2 separate regions of the Homo sapiens genome follow, and region 1 is linked to region 2. Evidence: chromatin loops called from intact Hi-C (ENCODE). Cell type or tissue: heart right ventricle. All regions are shown on one strand. Each heading gives the region's core, and the rest is flanking DNA. Links, peaks and the distances in the headings are about the cores only. Region 1 has its middle 35 kb from the start of LINC01118. Region 2 overlaps LOC105374584 (a long non-coding RNA gene).

Region 1 (5,379 bases), core at 315-5,314, 130 kb after region 2:
GCCTGCCTTGTTGCAAAGGGCCGCCTCCCTGCAAAGAGCTGCCTTGCTCAAAGAGCTGCCTTGCACTAGGTCATGCTCTTCTGGTGGCAGCTTGCATCCTGTCACAGAGAGGCAGGGGTGTGAAAGCACAGCCATCTCATTTGCTCTGCAGGACAATATCCACTCCAGAGTTCCTGCTAGACTGGCCAAGACCTTGTTGCCATTCAACTTCTTTCCCATTCTACTCGCTCCCTCCTTCCTTCACAGGTGTTGAGCCCTAATAAAATTTTGCACCCGAAATTCTGCTTCATTATCTGTTTCTGGAGAACCCAACCTGTAACATTTTCCCAGCCAGGGCTGAATACACACACACACACACACACACACACACACACACGTGCTCTCTCTGTATATATGTTTCTGTGTATGTATATATGTATGTATATTTTTAATTACTTTTCTCCATTCAATAGTATACTGCCTATCAATTATTAGCAAATTGTATTTTCAACCTGTTGGCTTATTTATTCTAAATATAGCCATTTTCCTCTAAAGAGAAATCTTTGTTGCCAAAAGAATTTTATAATGGCAAAATCAGTCATTTTCCCCACTAATCGCAATGTAATTTTGCCCATTTTGAGATGGGCAAAAATCATATGTTCAGAACAGTAAGGTGAGACAGAATCAGCTAATTTACTGATAACTGTGGGCACTACCTGAACTGACGTATCATGCTGCTACGCACTTTAGTACCAGGCTCTCTGGTGGCCAGTTCTTTGCAGGATAACGTGGAATAATGCTTATGTAAAATATGACTTCCAAGACTAATTCTCAACTTCAGACTCCCCACTCCCAGCATTATTGCTTTGGCATTAGTAATGTTAGTCAGAAATATGAGTAATTCTTGGCAAGAATGGGAAGCATTCAACTTGTAACTTCAAAAAGACATTATCTGAAAGGTTGAAAGCCAGTTTCTAATAGTACCTGGTATCTTGGCTTCAGGGCTCACAGCAATCCTGTGGAGAAAGTATGAGTTTCCCATTTCAACAAAGAAGGTGAGGCTTAGAGGGAAAGGAAGTTGCTCAAGATTTGCTCTGGAACAGAGCCAGGATTCCCACTCAGATCTTCGACTCTGAATCCTGCAGGCCTTCACCTGTGCGAGCACTGAGCGCCTGGCTGCCAGCTCCAGAGCTCCTCTGGGGCCTTGGTCAGTGTGGTGTTGTTTATGTCCAGCACACTTTCCGTTGGTCTACTGGAGGACAGTTCCTGTACAGGCAGATGACTTCCTTCACCAAGGACCTGTGACTCTCTCCCTGAGGGCTTTCTCTGACATCATCTGCACATGGACAGCTTAGACTGAAAGTTTCAGGGGTTCGATGCCTTCCAGAGGCACCTCTCTAACAATAAGAGCCCAGATTGAGTGGAAATACCCCAGCTTCCTTACCACTCCAGCCTCCATGCCCTTAGTGGCATGATTCCGAGGTGCATCCTACACTGACTCTTGGTGGCTCCCTGGCCAGAGCTCATTCGCGTGGCCCTCAGCAGCTCTCCTCCTTCCCTGGCTGTCTTCCTCACCACCTCTCCGTGATTCCAGGAATCAGCTCCCGAATAAACGACTTGCACCCGAATCCTTGTCTCAGGGTCTGCTTCTGGGGGCACACCGAGGAAGACAGCAATCCCGTCCTAAGGTTTTGCACATCTGAGCCAGAGGGACCCCCTGGGACCGGGTCTCAGGGCTGAGTTTTGGAGGAGTGGGAGACACTCAGGGTGCGGCTTGAGGAGGGATGAGGTGAGACTTTGAGGTCGGCAGATGGCATTTCTGGCAGGCGCCTAGCATGGAAGGTGTGAGAGGAAGAGGGAGGTTGGGGACAGTGGACATCCTTGGGGGTGGTGGGGAAGGAATCAGGGCTGGGAACCTGCCTCTGTCAGCAAAGGGAACTGTGCCAGTGGGCCCCAGGACCAATGCCAGGGAGGCCACGTTCACCCAGCGGCTCAGCCAAGTCTTTTTAAGGAGTGGAATGGGAAATGCCGTTTACTGGCTTGCTGTTGGCCCAGTATTTATTGTTTTACATTTTTGCCCTGGAATTTCCATTGTCCTTACTCCTTAGAGGAGACTACACTTTTGCAGCTAATAAAATATGTTCTCCAGGTTAAATGGCATTTCAGCAAGTGCCATCATTACATTTTTCAGCACCCAGCCACTTACATAGCTCTTCCATTTTGTCCTGATAAAATCACCCTGTGCAGTGAGCAAGGCGAGGGTTATATGCCCGCCTCTGCGATGCTGGCTAATGTGCTCACAGCGCCCCAGCTATGAGTAGCATGGGTCGGGGGAGTGCACAGAGCCTGTCAATGTGGCTTCACTCCTGCGGCAGGCCCCAAGGGTGACAGCCCTCTGCTGGCGGACTCAGAGCTATTCCAGGAGTAGGCTGGGCTGGCCCCACGAGGGGCAGAAAGCCAGCGCCTATAGATGCAGCTCTCTTCTACCCATCTGTCCTCTCGAGCCCCCACTGCAGCCGGCTGGGCTTTCCAAGTCCTGTTTTTTTCCATTGATTCTAGGGATGGCAACGTTTGGATAGAACATCAGAGCTCGGTTGGTGCCTGGGCAGTCATGACCGTGGGCATGGGCAGGGCAGCATGGTGACGTGGGGCTGGGCTCAGGATCAAATGAGACAGGCCTGAAATCCATCAGAGCCTCTTAAAGCCTGGACAAGTGGCCAGTTCTTTGAAGGGTTTATATCTGTATTGCCTAGTGCAGCTTCCAGATGTGTGGTTTAGGATGTTGAAAGCACTTGTTATTGCTTGTGTTAATATGATGAAAGCAATACTAATAAAGTGTAGTCTCTGAGGCTGATGAATGTGATCTCTGAGGCTGCTTTCCCCAACCTTGGGGAGGTGGGCTGTTGGGTGGCCATGTCAGATTCAGTTCTGGCAGGATGCTGGGGGCCTTCCGGCAGCACCGATGCCCTGGCTCAGAACCTTTTGCTTGTTGCTCCCCAGGGGTGGTCAAGGCCAGGGAGCAGCTCCAAGCCTTCCTGGCAAGGCTAGCTGTGGAGCCGGAAGCGGGGACCCTGCCCCATCCATCCTCCACAGACTCCAAGTCCTTCCAGGCCTGGCCCCGCTGCTCAGTCCTGCTCAGTCCCATGTGGAGGGAAAACTCCGAATCCTAGAGTGGCCTGAAGTCTCCCAAGTGGGGAGCAAGGAGCAGGCAAATTGGTGCCCTTTCTACTGAAATATCTGCTTCTTTGTCACATCCAACAACTCCAGGGAATTATGACCTTTCTTGACCAGCATTTTCCTCTAACCTTTCCATCTTCCTCCCAGGAAAGTGAGGACTCAACAATACAAGTTACAAAACCCTTCTGCTGGAATCAGACCAAAAGGAAGCTCTCTAATAAGAATCTATTGTGAATGTTGTGCTGTTGTGCCTAGATCTCCACAAGGGCACAGATGACTGGGAATTCACATCTCTCGCTCCTTTTAAACCCTCAAGTCTGAGTCTAGCTGCTGCCATACAGAGACCGTTTCCCTGTGAAGCCTCTAGACTTGCCACTGAATTGACCTGCCCTGTAGAAAGGACATTTCTCTTCCCTTTGGATAGAGTATTGTGAGAAGGCTGTCTTTGAAGCCTCAGAAGAGTGGCTTTTGTCTCCTTTGTTCCCATAAGGAAAAAGATGTCAGATGAGAGGCCAATCTTTTGTCACCTTCCCAGAGACCACCCCCATAGGAATCTGCCCCTCCTCCCCTCTTAGCTGTAACTAGCTAGATCAGGGTGCGCTCTGACTTAAGGGTAGCCTCTCCCAAGGCCACTGAGTTGTGGCCTGGAAAAAGATGATCTGGGCCTCTTAAGATTCATCCTTCAGGACGTAAGTTTGGGAAACTGAGCGGCTGTTGACATTTGAAGTGAGAGCCAAAGCAGAAGGATTGTGGTGCAGAAAGCAGGGAAGCAAAGAGAAACAGGTCTTCTCCATGATGGTCATGTGCAGGTGAGGGCATGAAGTAGCCAGGAGCAGAGTCAGGAGAATGGAGTAGATGCTCAGAGAGCAGGGTCAATGCTCCACACGTTCCTGGAAAGGTGGGAATGTGGCCCTAGCCAACTCAGTCTCAGATCCCACGAGAGCCACCCAGGCCAAGGCTTCTGTTCTGAGACACCATCTCTTTAACATAGATCCCTGCACAAAACCCCTCTTTTCTGAGCCAGCCCAAGGAGGAGTCTCTGTTTCTGAACCTCCGCTTATCAAGGGCAGGTCTACTGGCTAGTTGAGGATAATGCTAGAAACCTGCCTTGTCCAGTGCAGTAGCCACGAGTTACACGTGGCTCTCAAGCACTTGTAGCACTATGGCTGGTCCAGACTGAGATGTGCTGTGAGTCTAAAATTCACACTGCACCCTGAAGACTTACGGCCAAAAAAAGAAGGCAAAATATCTCACTAATAATTTTTATATATTGATTATATTAAAATGAGAATATTTTGGATATATCAGTTTAAATAAAGATATTATTAAAGTTAATTTCACCTGTATCGTTTTACATTTTTAATGTGACCACTAGAAAATTTACAGTTACATATGTGGTTCACATTATATTAAATATTTCTATTGGATACCCTGCCTTATACTGAAATACCCCAGAAACAAGAACTGTAGATATTTTAGTAATTACATTAATTAGTTCCAATACTGAAATTGAAGTCTCAAGGAATCAACACACGTAATCTCCTGCCTCCAGGCATGCTGAGCCTCAACAAGTCCAGCTAAAATGGACCTTCTTCTAAAGCCCCTCTCCACCCCAGGGAAACCCTCTCACCTGCCCCCAACAATTCTCTTCATGCCCGTTGCAGCTGCCGTGCCATAGTTGCTGTTAGCCCTAGGTGAGATTAAGTATGTAATGTTTATCATTATAAAGACCCATCACAGATTTTATTATTAAATAACCTCACACTGAATTTACACAAGATGGAGATTAAAAAAAAGAAACAACCTGGGATGTGTCATAAGATCCAAGGACACAACCAGACTCTCAGCCATGGGATGGGGCTCTCTCCATCTTTTATCTGTGTACCTCTTAAAGCACCTGCTCCATTTGTCTCTCTGCCGACCAGCAGCCTCTGCTTCCCCAGGGCGGGAAATGTGGAGACTGCCCCCCATTTGACAGAGTTGACAGCTCACAGCTCCTTTTTTGCAGAGAGACACCAATGCTACTCTAGTTCCCACGTCCAGAGGTCCTGGGGAGGGATTCATGGCCCAGCTAGAGAGAACCACTATGGCCAGGAGCCAAGCCACATAAGAATATGACTGTCCCCCTCCCCCCGAAGCTGTGTAGTGAGAGGATGGGATGGTTCCCAGAAAGTAGGGTGGGGACCCCAAAGAAAATGAGAAGTTTCCATGATATCCATGATT
Region 2 (5,379 bases), core at 50-5,049:
TAACTTCTAGTTAACTAGGCTCATGGGATGCTAGACCAGGAAGCAACATTAGCAACCATCTCATTCCACCTCCTTCATTCATAGATGGGAACTGAGACACAGAGAAGTGGCACTACACAGCTAACGTGTGTCAGCCCTGAGCCTATGGTTTCTCACTTAGTTTTCTTTTTTTCACAATGAGTGATTTTTGCAAGCCAGTTTAGTTATATATTGTTATTTTTAAACATTTTAGATTGAGAGGGTCCATATGCATATTTGTTATATTGTGTGCTGATGGGGATTGGGCTTTATGTTAGTCAGGGTTCTCCAGAGGAATGTTTTCTTGCTTAGTTTTCTAGTGCTCTTTTCTTTCTGCCACACTGAATTTCTGAAGGGACGCACCCAGCTTCCACGAGTGGATAAGAGACATGGAACCACAGTTAGACACAGGGCCACTGTCACTTCTTACTGAGATGTTAAAACAAGTCCTGTCCATGTACTGGTGTGTGAAGTGTCTAATTTTCTCTATCAGAATTATTACAAATTCCACATGACAACAACTTCCACTGATTCAAAATGATGTATGGGGGGACAGTGTGGGGAGGTGGGGAATGACCTGAGGAAACGTGATCTAGTATTGTGGTTCCATAGTCTAGCATACATAGATTAGCAATCTGCAAAGAATTAGACTGTACCCGAATTGTAGTGAGCATAACGTAAACTTCCTTTAGTCACTCAAAAAAATATATCTTTGGTTTTTTAAAGTCTAGTTTCTTGAACAATAATTCCTGTTGCATAAATACATGAAAAGGTGCTTCGGATAACAGCTTTTCTTCCAGTTAAGAAATCACCAGGCCACAGAAGATTTAGCTATTAGGATTTTCCATAGATTCTTGGAGTGAAGAATGGCAGAAGCTTAAGAGTATTTAGTACATTCTTCTAAAAGCAAAACAAAATGCCAAATTAAAACTAAACAGTGAAATTAGAGTGTTCGTTCACTTTAAAGAGATATGAATACAAACACTGGATCCTCAACAGTCTTTAAACATTGCAGATCACCTGGATATCTTGTTAAAATGCAGATTCTGGTTCAGGAGGTCAGGGAAGAGACCCAAGATTCTGCATTGCTAACAAGCTGTCGGGTGGTGTCAATGCCGCTTGTCCTTGGTCTATACCTTGAGTAGAAAGGGACTAGTTAACTTGCTGTCTCCTTGAATGTGTTTTCTGTGAGGGTCAGCCCTGACCACCCCAGTCACAGGAATCTTTCTGGCCTCCGGATTCCTAGTGCTCATATTGTATATATCGTCCACAAGGTACTTAGGTACTGTTGTATATTGGTATGTCCCATATGTGCATGTCTTCTGTCCCCAACCAGATTGTAAGCCCATCTGTGTTTGCTCAGCCCTGTGTGTGCAACAGAGGTGCTGAATGAAGACCTATCGATGATTGATTGATACGTTAAAGATTATTTCCTCCTTCCTCAGAATGCTACACTTCGCTCATCAATGGAGCTCAAGATGTAAAAGTCTGGTTTAAGAGACATTGAATCTATTCTGCCTTTTATTATCCCTTTCTTATAAGTTGACTTTTAAGAAATCAATGACTGTGTGGAGAGTTCTAACTGGGTACGTAATAAAATAACCAACTGTGGGGGTGGGCAGGGGGCCCTATCGCACCAGGAAGCTTGTTTATTGGTTGCATTAGACCACTAAAGTGGAAGCACTGAGATATTCTGGAAAGAACACAGCTTGGGGGCCAACAGATCTGGGTTCAGAGCCTTACTGCATCACCTACAAGTTGTGTCTCTTTAGAAAATTTACTTAAAATTACTGGGAATTTATTTCATCATCTGTACAATGGGCTACTTTTTTCTGTGATTGTTGTAAGAATTGTAATAACTGTTAAATTGCCTAGCATGGTGCTCAGTACAAGATGTTACACTCTCGGCGGAATCACTTCCAAGTCAAATTGGAAATTGACTGTTAGCCACCCATCACTCTGGTTTGAGAAAGCTGGTGGGATAGTTTACATGCATGGCATTAGCGCCATCTAGTGGTGTGTTACTGCCTACGCTTCCTTACGGAATTCTCTCTTCCAGTACCTTTGAATGGCCACTTAATTTATTCATTTTATTCAACAAGCATTTATTGAATGCCTACTGTGTGCCAGACACTGATTTGGCAGCTGAAGCTACAACAGTGAACAAGATAGATCATGGTCCCTGCCTTTAGGGAGTTTGTGGTCAGGTGGGAAGATAGAAATAAAATAATTACTGAAATAAAATTTGAATTCAACTTATGAAAAGCACTATGAAAGAGTACAGTAGCCTGTGAGTTTATAATAAGGCTTCCCTAGGGAAGTGACATTAAAGGTAAGAAGCATAGAATCCAGTCAGGAGACCACATCAGGCAGGTAACAGCTGCCCAGCGGCACCTCCCTGGACACATTTACCCCATCAGGATCAGGAACCTGCCAGTCTGTCAGGAGCTCCCATCTTGAACTGAGGCCTGTTTCATCAATCATCTAATGTCTATCACATCCCACTCTGTGCAAGTCACTTTACGTACGCCACTGCGGACTTTCTCATGTTATCCTTTTACAGGCGATGTGCAATGAGGTTAAGTAACTTATACAAGGACATAAAACGGCATGTCAGAGTCAAGATTCACACCAGATCTTTCTGCTCACAGCGCCCATGCTCTTTCCTCTACTGAAGCTGTCTCCCAGATGCCAAGCCCAGATCTCTTTATTCTGCATTATGCTGCTTGCCTTGACAGAAAGGAAACCATTAGAAGTGCTTGGGGAGAACGAAAATGCAGAGGGAGGGCGGGAAAATTAAATAACAGCCCAGTGGGTCATGTGTGAAGGGCAGAGAGGAAACTGCTGACTTGGCTAGTTATGTTCTTCTGGTGTGATTTTAGGAAAGTAAACCCAAGAGATCCCTTTCATCAGGAAAGAGAGTATCCCTAATAATGTTGCTTATACTCTTGTGGTTTAAAATGTGTTGCAGCTGCTGCTAAATTGAAATGATTTGGGGGATCATTTGGAGAAGAGAGGTTATCCTCTGGAAATCTATAGGAAGTTGCAAGGATTAATAACCACTAAGGAGCAGAACATTGCTGGGTCAGAAAATAGCTGCAGGACTTAGAGGTTTTCTGCAACACAGGACTTTCAGCTTCAAAACTGGGACATTCTCATGGCAAACTATGGCGATTGGTCACCTGGCAGTGAGCCAGACTGGGAGGATCTGATGTACCCATGGAAGTTAGGCCGAAACACTTATTGAAATCTGGGGTCAATTTGAGGCCTTGGCCACAGACCAATGCAGAAAAGGTGGGCAAAGCGTGGTACAACGAGTACCTTGGTACTCAGTCCCTAGATTACCAACCTAGAGCACCTGCTGTAGGCCTTGCATGCAGAATTAGTTGGCCCCAGTTCTGAGGGAGGGCTCAGGCAGAGGACAAGAATGATCACAGAATCAGGCCACTCTGTGCTTCAGCTTCCTTATCTGCAAAATTGGATAAATAGCAGCACTTTGTGCCTAAAACTGCATGTGAGATCTGTTAGTTAATATGTGTAAAGTGCTCAGAATGGTGCCTGGTCCATATGAATATAGGAAGTATCACCATGGAATTCTCAGGAAGAGAAACAGGTGTGTGGCCCTGGCTGGATCATGTCTATGATAGCTCAGTTTTCCATCTGTAAAATGAAAATCAAAGTCCCTGCCAAAGCTTTCAGAAGAAACAGAACAAGACACAGTCAACAAGGAAAGAAGTCACAGATAGTAGGTAGGAACTTGTGCTCTGAAATCAAACCCCCTGGATTACATCCAGCTCTGCCTCTTAGATGTTCATTTATTTATCTGCCATACCCCAGCCACCACCGCAAGACCCAAGAAACCAGGGTTGAAATGCCAGGCACCAAAGCTGCTGCAGCCATCATCCAAACCCTCCACACAGACCAGTCACTGGCCCCAGTCACTGGCCCAAGGCAGGGTGGAGCATCCAGACAAGGTGGGGAATGGAATTTGCCCAATAATGGATGCCAATGATTTGAGGAAGACAGCAGCCAAGGGAGAAATGGAAATGCAAACCAGGTACAAACACCAATGGGCCCGGCGCTGTCCTGAGCACTTTATGCATTAGTTCATCTAGTTCTCCTGGCAGTCTTATGAAGTAGGCACTGTTATTCACCCCATTTTACAGATGAAGAGACTGGGGCGCACAGTGGCTATAACTTGCTCAACTCACAGAGCGAGCCAGAACTCTGGGCAAGTTTGTTGACATTTCTAGTCCCTAGTTCCTCTCAAAAGAATGAGGGTAATAAGTTATGACATCTCCTCATAGATTTGTTATGCAGATTAGATGGGATAGTCTATACACAGCACTTAGCAAAGGATCAGAAACATTTTAAGCACTCATACTTAAACCCAAAGTCACTCACTAGGTAATTGGCGTGATAAGATACATGGGCTATAATTACCAAAAATATAGCTGGTAATTTAAGAAAATGGCCAAATGTGCAAGGTAGTAAAAGTCTAGGGTGGGGCAGGGGACATAAAATACCATAGGAACTGAGGAACAGGGGGTCAGGTCTGAAGAATCTGTTTTGCATGAGACACTTTGTAGGCCTTTGGAGAGAAATTGTGAGGAGGACTTGAAGGACGGACAGTTGGCCCCCAAACTCCAGGCTTTCACTCCCTGAACTAAGAGGGACCTTGAGCAAGCCTTCACCTCTGGGAAGAAGCCCTCAGCAGCCCAGATAGGAGAGCTGAGGTGTCTGGAAAAGCCCACACCGAGGCCCAGGGCTGGGCCAGTTATGGAAGGCCATCAGTGCAGCCCCGTCTTGACTCCTGCTGCAGAAAGACTGGGCAGGGCCGCAGCTCCAGCCCATGTTCCAGATTTCTGCCATGACCACCCTCCTGCGTGCCAGCTTGAAACCACTGTTTGTTGACATGATCTCCCTGACTTCATCCATTTAGATCATCTTTGGCTCACTGACCTCAGCCCACTCCCTTCACCTGCTCTATTATTTTATTGTGACCCCTGATTCCAGGCAAGACATTCCATTCACTCCATCAGCCCCAATCTGGGAACCTTGTCAGCAAAGAGGATTGGCCAGGGATGAGGAATTGTGGTGAGGTGAAAGGAATATCTCTGATAAGAGATGTAGCAATGCTACTCACTAATAGCTCTAGATTCTTGGCAAATGCCTAGGAACTCACCCCACATTTTTCAGCAGAGGGTGTATTAGCTGCATTTTGGAAACCTATTAAGAGTTGTAATTAGCAGCAGGGAGAGAACAAGAACTCTTCTCTAGGGCAAGTGATAACAGCAGTAAGCATTGAGTGGACAGTGATCATCCAGCCAAGCCATGATACCTTTCCTCCTCTTCCACCTC

Evidence for each region. Hi-C counts contacts between places; a loop is a spot of excess contacts. Peaks named below come from ENCODE experiments on the same cell type or tissue, not always from the same donor. Only the 100,000 strongest peaks of a DNase experiment are listed, where the experiment ranks them.
Region 1: a loop joins it to region 2, with 2.3 times the contacts of the local background. A loop is called at or near these places in 52 of 110 quality-filtered maps.

What each region holds. Positions count from the first base shown.
Region 1 is chr2:46,778,641-46,784,019 of GRCh38, forward strand. No RefSeq gene overlaps it. Among named protein-coding and RNA genes, the nearest start is that of LINC01118, 35 kb to the right of the region's middle. RefSeq lists a silencer at 3,110-3,404. In heart right ventricle, for the core only: a CTCF peak has its summit at 2,392 (motif pointing left); DNase peaks (open chromatin) are centred at 1,929 and 2,359; H3K27ac peaks cover 2,969 bases.
Region 2 is chr2:46,648,693-46,654,071 of GRCh38, forward strand. It overlaps LOC105374584 (a long non-coding RNA gene), which reads left to right. Exons shown (of 2, transcript XR_940058.3): 2 at 1-5,379. Among named protein-coding and RNA genes, the nearest start is that of CRIPT, 34 kb to the left of the region's middle. In heart right ventricle, for the core only: CTCF peaks have their summits at 2,033 (motif pointing left) and 2,241; a DNase peak (open chromatin) is centred at 2,029.